Regions from separate parts of the Homo sapiens genome. Here all the other regions are linked to region 2. The links are chromatin contacts, found by Hi-C or POLR2A ChIA-PET in ENCODE. All regions are on one chromosome and are shown on one strand. Each heading gives the region's core, a stretch centred on a gene start or an enhancer-like site at or near the end of the contact. The rest is flanking DNA. Distances are from core to core; before and after follow the strand shown.

What was found. Hi-C counts contacts between places; a loop is a spot of excess contacts on that map. ChIA-PET counts read pairs that join two places held with the same protein, here RNA polymerase II (POLR2A). Pooled maps may share reads with other maps.
Region 1: a pooled map shows a loop between it and region 2 (9-fold over the local background). The contact joins the promoter of ALG13 here to the enhancer-like site in region 2. A Hi-C loop is called at or near these places in 3 of 37 single-sample maps with no recorded cell type and 4 of 50 pooled maps. POLR2A ChIA-PET finds 5 or more read pairs at or near these places in 1 of 52 experiments (activated T-cell).
Region 3: a loop to region 2 is called in a map with no recorded cell type, with 11 times the contacts of the local background. The contact joins two enhancer-like sites. A Hi-C loop is called at or near these places in 2 of 37 single-sample maps with no recorded cell type and 1 of 50 pooled maps.

Annotation. Positions count from the first base shown.
Region 1 is chrX:111,678,473-111,682,419 of GRCh38, reverse strand. It overlaps ALG13 (ALG13 UDP-N-acetylglucosaminyltransferase subunit), which reads right to left and starts at 1,250. Exons shown (of 27, transcript NM_001099922.3): 1 at 1,121-1,250; 2 at 126-288. The coding sequence starts at 1,201. RefSeq lists enhancers at 794-853, 874-923, 994-1,183, 863-1,582.
Region 2 is chrX:113,745,992-113,749,914 of GRCh38, reverse strand. No RefSeq gene overlaps it. Among named protein-coding and RNA genes, the nearest start is that of XACT, 130 kb to the right of the region's middle. Within about 2 kb of position 2,439, at least 2 of the 41 ENCODE cell types and tissues checked have a DNase peak (open chromatin) inside an H3K27ac peak, as active enhancers do.
Region 3 is chrX:116,008,420-116,012,903 of GRCh38, reverse strand. No RefSeq gene overlaps it. Among named protein-coding and RNA genes, the nearest start is that of DANT2, 42 kb to the right of the region's middle. RefSeq lists an enhancer at 2,580-2,669. Within about 2 kb of position 2,928, at least 6 of the 41 ENCODE cell types and tissues checked have a DNase peak (open chromatin) inside an H3K27ac peak, as active enhancers do.

The sequences.
Region 1 (3,947 bases), core at 1-2,500, 2.1 Mb after region 2:
TGCATGGCACACGTTTACCTTTGTAACAAGCCCGCACATCCTGCACATGTACCCCCAGAATACCCCAGAACTTAAAAAAAATTAAAATTAAAAGACCCAACCCTGAGATTCTTAGGCACCTTTACCTGCGTGACTAATAACAAGATCTGCTTTCTGAATGTCTTCTTTCAAGGAATCCTTGTACCTGTAAACATCCAGAGTAAACGACTCAGTACTGAAGGGTTCAGGTACCACCGTTCCTCTACCAATTTGCAGGATAAGTCGGTTGTAACCAAGGCTCTCGATTTTCTGAAAGAGGAAATCAGAATGTGAGGGCCTTTTAAACTGGCTATGTAAAACAGAGCAGGAACCACCACCACTACTAAAGTTTGACGTTAACATCGGAGCACGGCCGCCAAAAAGCCTATCTGTGGCCGATTTCACTTAGTTTTCAAAACTATTTTCTGGTCCGGGGCCCGACGAGGAACCTCCCAAGCACTCATGAATCTAAGCGACCCAGCTCGCAGAGTCCCGCGAAAGCCACAGCAGGAAAAGACTTTGGAAAAGGAGTCGCAAACTCGGGGGGAACCCAGGCACTACCCGTTCTGCCTCACTTGATCAACTGCGAGAACCGGGAGCCCTGAGGGGACGACGCGCGCTGAGGAGAGGAACCGCGCGGGCTCCGGCCAAGTGCTGAGGGGAAGGAGCCGGGCTCTGAGGCGAGCTCGGCTGGCTCAGACGCCGGCGCCGACGTGCGGTCCACAGGGGGGCCTGAGGAAAAACTGCCGAGCCCGGTGGAAAACCCGAGCTCGGAGGGGCGGAGCCGTTGGAAGGAGGGGCGGAGGACGCGGAGGCGGAGAATAGAGCGCGGGGGCAGACCGGAAAAGGAGCTGAAGAAATGAGGGAGAGGAGCGGCCGGAATAATGGGAAGAGGAAACAGGCAACCCCGAGTGGCCGGGTAGCCGGAGAAGGGCCCCGCCGGGCGTGGGCAGAAGCCAGCTAAGGGGCAGCGGCACCTGTGGTAGAGTTGCGGGGGTTTCTTTCCGAGCGCGACGGTCAGGCAAGGCTAACGCGGCTGGCAGTATGGCCGGAGATGGCGGGTGGCGAGCCAAGCCGCCGCCTGCTCGCCTCCCTCACTCACTTGCAGACTGTCGGGCGCCGACACACACGCAATGAGGTCGTCAAAGCTGGTGGTCCCTACGGTAACAAACACGCACTTCATGGCGCGGGTTCCTCAAGCCCTGATCGCAAGGGCCGGATATGACGCAACTGAGGCCACGCACGTTGCAGTGACTGCCTTCTGTGAGGGAGGCGGAAATCCGTAATGGCCGCCAGGGGGCGGCGGGGCCCCGGGCTGTGTCACCGGTTGGGTGGGGCAAAAGACTATTGGTGGCCTAGGTACCAGCCACTGTTCTAAGCCCTTTATGTGTAGGAGCCAGCTCTTGAGACCCCTCACTATAAGGGAATGGGGAATTGCCAAATGTAATTAACTTTTTCAAAACTGATGGGTAAAAAAAAAAAACATCATACCCTAAGCATTGAGTTGGTGTCGTTGCGTGGGTACCACAATCTTTTAATGACAGACAAGTTTGAGATTTTTTTGTTTGCTGCCAGGTTTTGTCAAGATACATTTGAGAGATGGTTTTACTTCGAGTTGGCTAAGGGGATATGAAAAATAAAAGTGCCTTACCAGGCACAGTGGCTGTAATCCCAAGCTACTGGGAAGAATCACTTGAGCCCAGGAGTTAAGACTAGCCTGGGCAACATAGCAAAACCCTTGTCTCTAAAAATATTATTTTTTAGGCCAGGTGCCATCGCTCAAGTATGTAATCCCAGCACTTTGGGAGGCCAAGGCAGGTATATTATTGAGGTCAGAAGTTCCAGACCAGCCTGGGCAACATGGTGAAATCCTGTCTCTCCTAAAAATACAAAAATTAGCCGGGCGTGGTGGCAGGCTCCTGTAATCCCAGCTACTCAGGAGGGTGAGGCACGACAATTGCTTGAGCCCAGGAGACAGAGGTTTCAGTGAGCCCAAGATCCTGCCATTGCACTCCAGCCTGGGTGACACAGAATGAGACCCTGTCTCAAACAAACAAAAAAAATTTAATTAGCCGGGGGTGGGAGCACCCACCTGTGTTCCTAGCTAGTCAGAAGGCTGAGGCTGCAGTGAGCCATGATCACACCACTGCACTGCAGCCTGGACGACAGTGAGACCCCGTCTCGAAAAAATAAAAAAACTAAAAATAAAAGGCATCTTATAAGGTATGGGGTCTTGCTCTGTTGCCCAGGCTTGATTCTAACTCCTGGGCTCAAGCAGTCCTCCTGTGGCAGGCCACGTCTCACTAACGGAGGCCTCCATAACAACTGTTTCAGTACTGAGTGGTGAAGTTAATATTAAAAGCTAAAAAAAGCCAGTGCCCTTATACAAAGGCTGGAATGTAACTAAAGCCCACCAAGAGTTTTGCCTAGGCCTTTCCTGGGCCCTAAAGCATGACAAAATAACAAAGGAAGTCTTAACATTACCCATTTAGGATTAAACAAGTTTTATTGTGGGTCTGAAGAAACTCCCCAGGCCTCCACAAACAAGTTTGTTGGGAGTCCGAAGGAACTCCCCAAACCTCTGTGATTTAGCAGGAGACAAGATAAGGGTAATCACGCCAGCACCTGGACTCATTTAGATTTTTTTTTTTTTTTTTTGAGACGGAGTCTCGCTCTGTCACCCAGGCTGGAGTGCAGTGACACAATCTCGGCTCACTGCAAGCTCTGCCTTCCGGGTTCACGCCATTCTCCTGCCTCAGCCTCTCAAGTAGCTGGGAATACAGGCACCCACCACCACGCCCGGCTAATTTGTTGTATTTTTAGTAGCGACGGGGTTTCACCATGTTAGCCAGGATGGTCTCGAACTCCTGACCTCATGATCCACCCACCTTGGCCTCCCAAAGTGCTGGGATTACAGGCGTGAGCCACCGCACCTTGCCGGACCCATTTAGATTAAGTAAATTTACTGAGGCTCCAGAGGAAGATCTTCAAGATTCAGACCTTATTTATAGATTAAAAGAAGTTAATCACTTATGTCTTTAGATGAATGCACACTTACATGTAGACATATAGCTTAGAAGGTATATAAGCTCTGGAAAACATCGTGATTTTGAGTTGGTTTCGTGATAATATCCAGGCCTTTTCCCTGTAAACAGTTACAGAAATAAAAACTCTCTTCCTCCACAGTTTATCTGCATCTTGTTATTAGGTCACGAGAAATAGCAGCCCCACCCTCAGTTTGGTCCGAGAGCACTCCCGCCTCCGCCTCCACCTCCCAAGTAGCTGGGACTACAGGTGCATCAAAAGTGGCTTTTAGAAAATCACTCTAACTGGCTGGGCACGGTGGCTCACGCCTGCAATCACAGCACTTTGGGAGGCCGAGGTGGGTGGATCACAAGGTCAGGAGCTTGAGGCCAGCCTGGCCAGCATGGTGAAACCCCATCTCTACTAAAAATACAAAAATTAGCCAGGCACGGTGGCGGGCACCTGTAATCCCAGCTACTTGGGAGGCTGAGGCAGGAGAATCACTTGTACCTGGGAGGCGGAGGTTGCAGTGAGCTGAGATTGTGTCACTGCACTCTAGCCTGGGCAACAGAGCAAGATTCTGTCTCAAAAAAAAAAAAAATCGCTCCAACTTGGGCTCTTCTACCAACTGTGGTTCTCAGAAAACCAGGGCCCTCTAGGGTCCCCTGGAAGCTGCAAACAGTTAACCTCCATTAGCAAGCATGACTTGTAAAATAGAGGTGATAAAGCCTGAAGCATTGATCTACAATCTATTGAATTATTCCAGTGAACCATTTAAATATAACATTACACATTAGGACGATAAAGTACCACAGATAAATTACACTTAGGCAGGCACATATAGGAGAGGTTATTTCTCAAAACTCTCCTTTTTTCTCCTACCACCATCATAACCATTGTTAAGA
Region 2 (3,923 bases), core at 1,190-3,689:
AATCATGAGACCTTCTTGCACTGCTTCTCCATCAAATATTACTTTTTTTTTCTTTTTTCTGTGGTTTGGTTATACATTTAGAACTCCAATTGAGTGCAATGGGTTGACTAGTACACCAGGTTCCCTACTTTCCTTATTGCTTTTTATCCTTAGTCTTTTTTGTCACACCATGTTCCTTTGCCCCACTCCATTTCTGGCTCATTGTCTGATTGCAAGCAAATCACTTAATCTTTCAGCAGATCAGTTCCTCTGTGTATAGAACCAGGATGATATGGTTACCTCCTGCCCAACTTGGATGGATGGTATAAGGATTAATGGAGTGAACCATTGAAAAGAAGTTGTAATCCCTAAGGGAGGGGAATCCTAGAAGTAGAATCCATTGTCCTCATTATTATGTTTCAGTTTTGTTGCAGAATAAGCCAGCATCCACATTTTTACAACCAGAAATCTTAGCACACAGGTGGGAACTGTAATTATTTAAAAATTGCAAGTGTTGAAACGTAGTTTAGCTATTTTTTCCATGGAATCACAAAATTGTAGTTCCAAAAATTGTCTCCACACATATGTGCCTCTTTTATAGAGTTCCTAAATGTGTTCATGAACTGTGTTTTTGAAGATGTTTCTCTCCAATTTGTTGAAATGATGGAGAGGCTATTTTACAATTACGTTATGTTGTCAGGCCTTAGTGTTAAGTGAATCAATACTGACATCGATCTTTTTTCTCTAAGACAGGAAGAGACATTATGTGCAACTAAAGTTAGGTAGAAATTCTGAGTCTAAGCTATTGGTGTTACTTTGGCATAATGTGAAAATCAAATAAAATCCTTGATATTTGTGATAGGTGCCCTCCTAGGGAAAGAGAGGAAAGCTGTTTGGGGTTTTCATGTCTGTTTATAAATTGGAGTAGTGAAATAGACCAAAAGAAAAAAAAAAATCTTGGTTGGTTCATGGATCTAGAAGAGCAGATTTGGAATTTGTGAAAAGATGTTTTAATTGTGGGACTTTTAATAATAGATTCATTCATTCCAAAATATTTATTTAGTACTTACTGTGTGTCATCATCTATGAATTTTAAATAGCACCATTGCTATTTCAGCACCTAATACCACTTTGTTGGGATTATTCAATGATTGTCAAGTTAATTTAAATTGGTAATGAACAAAAACAGGTTGTGCAACAGAAGATATCTTGCTTAATTTTCTTGTTTTAGGACGTTCATTCTGTTTAGAAACAGAAGAAAGGAGGCCGATGGTATGAAATGTTAAAAATGCAATTAAATGCCAGGCGCGGGGGCTCACGCCTGTAATCCCAGCACTTTGGGAGGCCGAGGTGGGCGGATCACGAGGTCAGGAGATGGAGACCATCCTGCCTAACACGGTGAAACCCCGTCTCTACTAAAAATACAAAAAATTAGCCAGGCATGGTGGCGGGCACCTGTAGTCCCAGCTACTCAGGAGGCTGAGGCAGGAGAATGGTGTGAACCCAGGAGGTGGAGCTTGCAGTGAGCCGAGATAGTGCCACTGCACTCCATCCTGGGGACAGAGAGAGACTCCGTCTCAAAAAAAAAAAAAAAAAAAAGCAATTAAATGACATTAGAAAATACTATGTTGGCACATGCAAATCATAGAGACTATTTCATGTTATATATAAGGCATGTTTGTATTGCCAGGGCACAATATCTCTGTCAAGAAATTCCAGGCAAAACCAAAGTCAATTAAGCATACCTCCAAACTTCGGAATTTACTGCCATCCTGTTGCCAATTTTTCATGTTATTTTGTTCATAGAATATTGGCTACAAAATATTTTGAGACATAACCTTTAAAATATTTGTTCTTCTCAATTAATATTATTGAACACATTAGAGAGCTTTTTGACAAATAAATAAGTAATACAACAAAGAGATGGTATTTACAATACATTTTGGGTACTTTTCAATGGTTTCCATGGCAATAGCATCATTGCCCTCAGTCTAATCACTGAGTTATTATGTTTGTCTTCAGATCTTTTCTTTATTCTCAAGTTGGCAGCTCTGACTTAGAGCAAGTGCACTTTTTACTTGTCATTAAGCACACTGTAATAATTATCAGTCTGGTTTATTGTTGGATAGTTCCACCTACCTTTATGTAACTTTGTGAGTGAAAGATAAGAAAGAAACAGGAAGTTGAGTGACCAGATTTCCTCTGGGTAATTACAATATCTCTCTGTGTGTGACTTAGAAAACACATTTAAAAATATTTTCCCAAAGAATTTTCCTTTTGCAGGTAGTCGGGGGTGGGTTCTAGTTTCTTCTTACCTAGGGATAGGCCTAGCAGAAGATGGCTGTGCACTTTTTCATTTTGCCAAATTCATCTTGGCCAAATGTTTTCTTTCCTGTAGCTATTTTGTAGTTTGAATTGCCTTCATCTATAATTAGCTTTCTCATATCCTGTTTCTCTAATCAGGTTCTTTATGGGTCCTGAAACACAGCTGGTATCCCCTGAGGGCTGATAGAGGCAGTGAGAGAATTAAAAAGTTACAAAGGGAATAATGGGATAAATACAACTTTCTGACTGTATTAAGTACTATTGGATTTATAAATCATGGATCACTATTTCTCTCATAAGAACAAGTATAGGAAGGTAGTGTACAGGTGTTTCCTTGAATGTTCTTATGTAAGAATTTCTTGTGGAATTTTAGTGATGTCCTTATTACACAACTTTATTATAACCTAATGAATTCTTTTGACATTTTTTCCCTTTTATTCCACCATTATTTTGAGCTCTTCTTACAGGTCACGGCTTTTCTACTAGTACTGGCTTTGTAATGGAAACATGGAGTTCACTGGGTGGCTCAGTAGTGGAGTTTGAAATAGAATAAAAAGAAAATTAGTTTAGATTTAGCAATGTGTGAACCTGGTATGTAAATCTTGAGTATCTGGACACTCACCTGTGTTAACTTATTTTGGTAAGGAAAGCCTAGGTCGGCTGCTGATACCAAATCTGAGTTCAGATAAATAGAACATAGACATTAATAAATAAAAAGAAATAGAAAAATAAACAAGCTCAGTGTTACATAGAAGTAAAATATGCTGTGATTTAAAGGATACTAGGAATGTGTCCCTGACTCCAAATGTCTTTTTGTACCATTTTAGTTGCTCCAATAATATTTATTAGCAATGATTAGGTTTTATCATTACTTGTCCAGTAATTCTCTTTAGCTAAAAATTTCCTTTGAACAGCACATCAGTGATTTTTTGGAATGGATGAGTTTATCAGACTATTTATTATCACAGATGTAGCTGAGGGAACATGAGGATACTGAATGGCTAGAGACAAAAAGGATGTTTTTAGCAGGAGAAAAGGAGTGTCTATGGTACAATACCTATTTTGCACGTTCGCTTGACACACACTCTTTAACCTTCAACTTTCTTCCCAAAGCTTATACTGTAGTACTTGTTCAGAGCTTTATGAGTATTTCTAAGATGATTATAGGCCAAATAAGAGACAATGTGGAAGTCTGGAAATTCTGCATACCTTGAACAGTTATGAATTTGTTCATTTTTATTCTAGATTTACATGAAGAATTCATAGGAGTGTGTAACTTGGTGATGCCTTCAGTGAAGTTGCTGATTGTCGTATTTGCCTCTTATGTCCCAATGGTCAAAACAAATGTATAACATGCCTATTCTAAAGGATTCAACAGGTGTTTTATTGGTTCTGATAGCTGGAGTCCACCTGGTGCAGCAAACAAACCCCAAATTCCAATTTCTGTTTCCATATTTTTGACATTCATTTAATGCTTAACAAGACAAACTTTTACTCCTTTATATCCAAAAAACTGAGACATGATGGCTTAACACCATTATTTCACATTCCAGAGTATAAACCCCTTAGCTTTCCATTTGCTTTCATAATTAAATCAGAATAGCACATCACTTATATAA
Region 3 (4,484 bases), core at 1,679-4,178, 2.3 Mb before region 2:
CACTGTGGCTTAGGTGTTTTGAAGTTCTTGTGTGCTGGAGGTGCAGCTGGGTTGTGTCTCACAGCAGAGGCAAGTAATTGTAACTCAGAAATGTGTTGCCACTTGGCTGCTTCGTCTCTATTACTGTACGCCTTGAAGGCGAGGCTGGTTAATTCCTGTTGTGGGGTGGATTCCAATTTTTGAAGCTTTTTTCTAATGTCAGAAGCTGACTGGGTGATAAAATGCATATCGAGAATAAGATGGCCTTCAGGCCCTTCAGGGTCTAAGGCTGTAAAGCATCTCAAGGTTGCTGCCAAACGAGCCATGAACTGGGCTGGGTTTTCATCTTTACCTTGGGTAGTTTCTTTAATTTTGTCATAATTAACAGCTTTGTATGCTGCCCTTTTAAGCCCTTCAACTAGGCAGGAAATCATGTAATCTCATCTAGCTATACCTGGGGAACCTGCCTGATACTCCCATCGGGGATCCTCTTGGGGAACTGCCCTGATGCCTTCTTGAAGGTCCGGCTCATGATGTCGGCAGGTGTCAGCGTGGGACTGGGCTAGAGAAAAAACTCTTTCTCATTCATCTGGGGAGAGGGTAGAAGTTAGTATCACATTTAAGTCACTCCAGGTTAAATTGTAGGACTGAGTTAAATATTGGAATTCCTGTATATATTTTGTGGTGTCTGATGAGAAGGAGCCTAAGCATTGATTAACTTGGGAAAGGTCTGATAGAGAAAATGGTACACGCACTCTGACAATGCCTTCAGCCCCAGCCACCTCTCAAAGAGGAAATTTTGGGGCAGGCGGGGGAGTATTTGCCACAGAATGAAATTGTAAGCCAGACTGGGTGTGGGGAGGGGAGGTGACAGAAGGGTTATAAGGTGGAGAAGTGGAGGCTGAGGAAGAATTGGGACTTGATTCAGCCTGCCAAGGAGTGGCCTGAGGAAGGGGAGAGAGGTCAGGGGGGTCCGCAAAAAAAGGAGAATTCAAAAGACTCAGTGGCACTTGGGGTTGGGACTGAAGGGACAGGCAGGAGGGAAAGAAGGAAGATTTGGGATGAGTTGCATTGGGAACAGAAATTAGGGAGGGGACAAAGTGTAAAACATGCCTGGACATAGGGCACCTCAGACCATTTGCCCATTTTATGAAAAAAATTATCTAGATATTGTAGGATGGAAAAATCAACAGTGCCATTTTCTGGCCATTTACAGCCATTATCAAGTTTGTATTGGAGCCAAGCGGTGTTGCAGAAGAAAATAAGATGCTAGGTTTTAGGTCAGGTGAGGGTTGAAGAGGTTTTAAGTTTTTAAGAACACAGGTTAAGGGGGAAGAAGGAGGAATGGAGGGCAGAAGGTTGCCCATAGTAAAAAAAAGGGAAATTTAGAGAAAAGAGGAGTAAAAAGGGGGGGGTAGTACTTGCCACCAAGGTGGAGGATCAAGGCAGGTGTCCCCATGGTGATCGAACACCTCTGGAATGCGGGTGAATAATCAGGCAGGTGTCCCCGCGGTGATTAGACACCAAGGGAAGACTGTCTTCCTGAGTCCATGACCAGTGCCACCAGCATTTTGGATCCATGGAAAAAACACGTTTCTGCTATCTCTACCAGAAAGGAAAAGGAAATGAAAGGAATGGAGGGATTGAAGGGTGGTGCTGAAATTGAAAGAAGAAAGAGGTTGAGAGATAGTGAGAGAGGTTGGAGAACAGAATAAAAAAAGACTGCTTACCCAATTTAAAATTGGTGAGGTGTTTCTTGGGCTGGTCTGAGAACCTGACGTCATAGGTGGATTTTCTCACAGAGCAAAGAGCAGGAAGACAGGGGATTGATCTCCCGAGGGAGGTCCCCTGATCCAAGTCACGGCACCAAATGTAGCAGGAGGACAGGGGATTGATCTCCCAAGGGAGGTCCCCCGATCTGAGTCATGGCACCAAATGTCAAGCACATCTATGTGAAGAGACCAACAGACAGGCTTTGTGTGGGCAATAACACTGTTTATTCACTTGGGTGCAAGTGGGCTGAGTCCGAAAAGAGAGTCAGTGAAGGGAGATGGGGAAGGGGTTGCTTTACAGGAGTTGGGTAGGTAATGGAAAATTACAGTAAAAGGTGGTTATCTATTGTTAGCAGAGGAGGGGGTCACAAGGTACATGGTGGGGAGATCATAAGACTCATTGTCCAAAAGAAGAATGTTGCAAAGTTGATTGATCAGCTAAGGTAGGGCAGGGACAAGTCACAATGGTAAAATGTAATTTTGGTTAATCAGTTAAGGCAGGAACTGACTGATTTACTTCTTTGTGGTTTTTTGGCTGCTCCAGACTTCTTGGCCCCTGCAGGCCACCTGGATGTGTATGTGCAGGTCACAGAAGTTATAATGGCTGAGCTTCAGCTCAGAGGGCTGACACCTGTACTTCAGTTAAAGAGTTTAGTTTCAGAGTTTTGACCACATAATGTCTAATAAGGAAAACTGTGAAGAAGCACAGTTAAACAGAAGTCATGGATTTTTCAGCTTCTATTGTTTCAGGTGCCACAGAAAATCAGCAGATCCATGACACACCACAGGCAGTAAGGCAGTTTGTGTTAGGCAGGCAGCTGGAGACAGACAACAGGACCCAGAGCCAGAGACAGGAATAGGTAGACAGCAGCTCACCAGAAGAGCCAGAGGCATTTTAGAAGCAAGTGTGAGCATGATGGGGAGAAACAGGGCATCATGACAAAATAGGCAAATTGGAAGCCTTGCAGGGTCAACCAAATGGTCTGTTTTTCAGAAACCTAAAAGAGGAAAGGGTGGGTAGACGCTGGAGAGTGAGGGGATAGTGGTAGAGACTGAAAACCAAAAGCAGAACAGGAACAAATTAAAAACGGAGAATGCAGTTGCATTGCGTCAGAATCAAGTGGACTTTGGCAGCTAAGGCAGCTCGCTGCTCCAGCTTCAGCTGTTCTTCCCCTCCTGCCACGTGAATCGGGCCTGGGGGCTTACAGCATTGGCCATGGAAACAGCTGGCTAAGTGCAGAGTTTTGAGAGGTCGGGGCGGGGCTGAAAACAGTTCCTGCAAAGAGAGTATGTTTTGCTTCTAAAGGAAATGAGAAATGTGTTAAAGGAGGTATTTGAATATGAATGAGTTATTTGAGTATTTAAATACCCAAAAGAAAAGTCTCTCAATAGCAAAAATGCCTAAGCATAAAAAGATTTAACAGAAATCAAGTACACACTTCAGCAAATGAGTTAATAAACCATATAGCTAAACATGCATGATATTTTCAATTTTTGCCTCAGTCTAGAAGCCTCCCAATCATCTCCCACTCTTTTTAAAAGGCAGAGAGCTGTTTAACAACCCTTCAGTGTTCCAGGCAGCAAACAGGCTCTCAACTATTAATGGCAAAGCTGCCAGAAGCCAGACATACCTGGGAACAGATGAAAGGTTTTGTTTGTTCACCTTCAACATTAAACTAGTTCCCACTCAGGACCTCTGAGCACATTACTGGAAATTTTTAAGACACAGTTACTGGTGTGAAGAGGTTTCTGAAAACATACAAAGCACACATTCAACAAGAAAGCCCACCTGAAAATCCTGCGAGGGCAAAACTGAATTGAAACATTACAGCATGCCTGTTCTTTTTCAAAGACCAACGAAAGTTCAAAGATTCAGAAACTTTCTTGAAAATTATAGAAACATTATGGCAAATAAGGTTTCACCTTGTGTGCCAAATACAACTGATTTTTACTTGCCTCTGGAAGCTCTGCATATCTGATCAAATTAGTGATGTCTGCCATAGCCTAGAGAAGAAAGAGTGAAGATACCATTGTATAAGTCTTTCCTGCTTTGTGTCTCAGGCCATTTGGGCATACTACTTTTTATCCTAGAGGTTGCAAACTGGCACCTCATGAACTGCATTCACACTTAAGAGATGCTTTGTTTGGTCATCACAGTATTTTTTAAAATTAATTACCAATATTTCACAATGAAAAATTTCACATTTTTAAAAGGCATTTGCCATTTATCTTCAAAATGTAGATTTCTAGCAATTTTAGGCTCATCTTTCCAAATAGTAACTGTCTTCTGAAGCTTAGTGGTGGTTGCCTCCTTTAGGTGGGGTATCTTCTCTTAAATTTGGCTTCTTTCCCTCACCTGTAGGCCTCTGTAGGATTTGCATTTGTGAACCCCTGCTCTATTCCTCCTTGTTACTGTTACCCAAACAGTACATTGTTACTGTTACTTCCTGCTCCTCTACATTAATAAGGACATTAATAAGGAGGTTCACTGTTTTTCTACATCAATTCTGTCATTAACCAGAATGACTTTAACTCCTTGGCCTCACAGTTGCTGGATATGCTCAGCTTCAATAATGTCTCACCACCATTTTGGCAACCCACTCTTCAGCAACAAAAATGTTCTGTCTTCAAAATTGTAAATTCCACTATCCTAGTTTTATGTTTTTGTTTTGTTTTTTCATATTAATACAGCTGTCTCTACCTTTATTGACAATAAATCTACTATTACTTCTC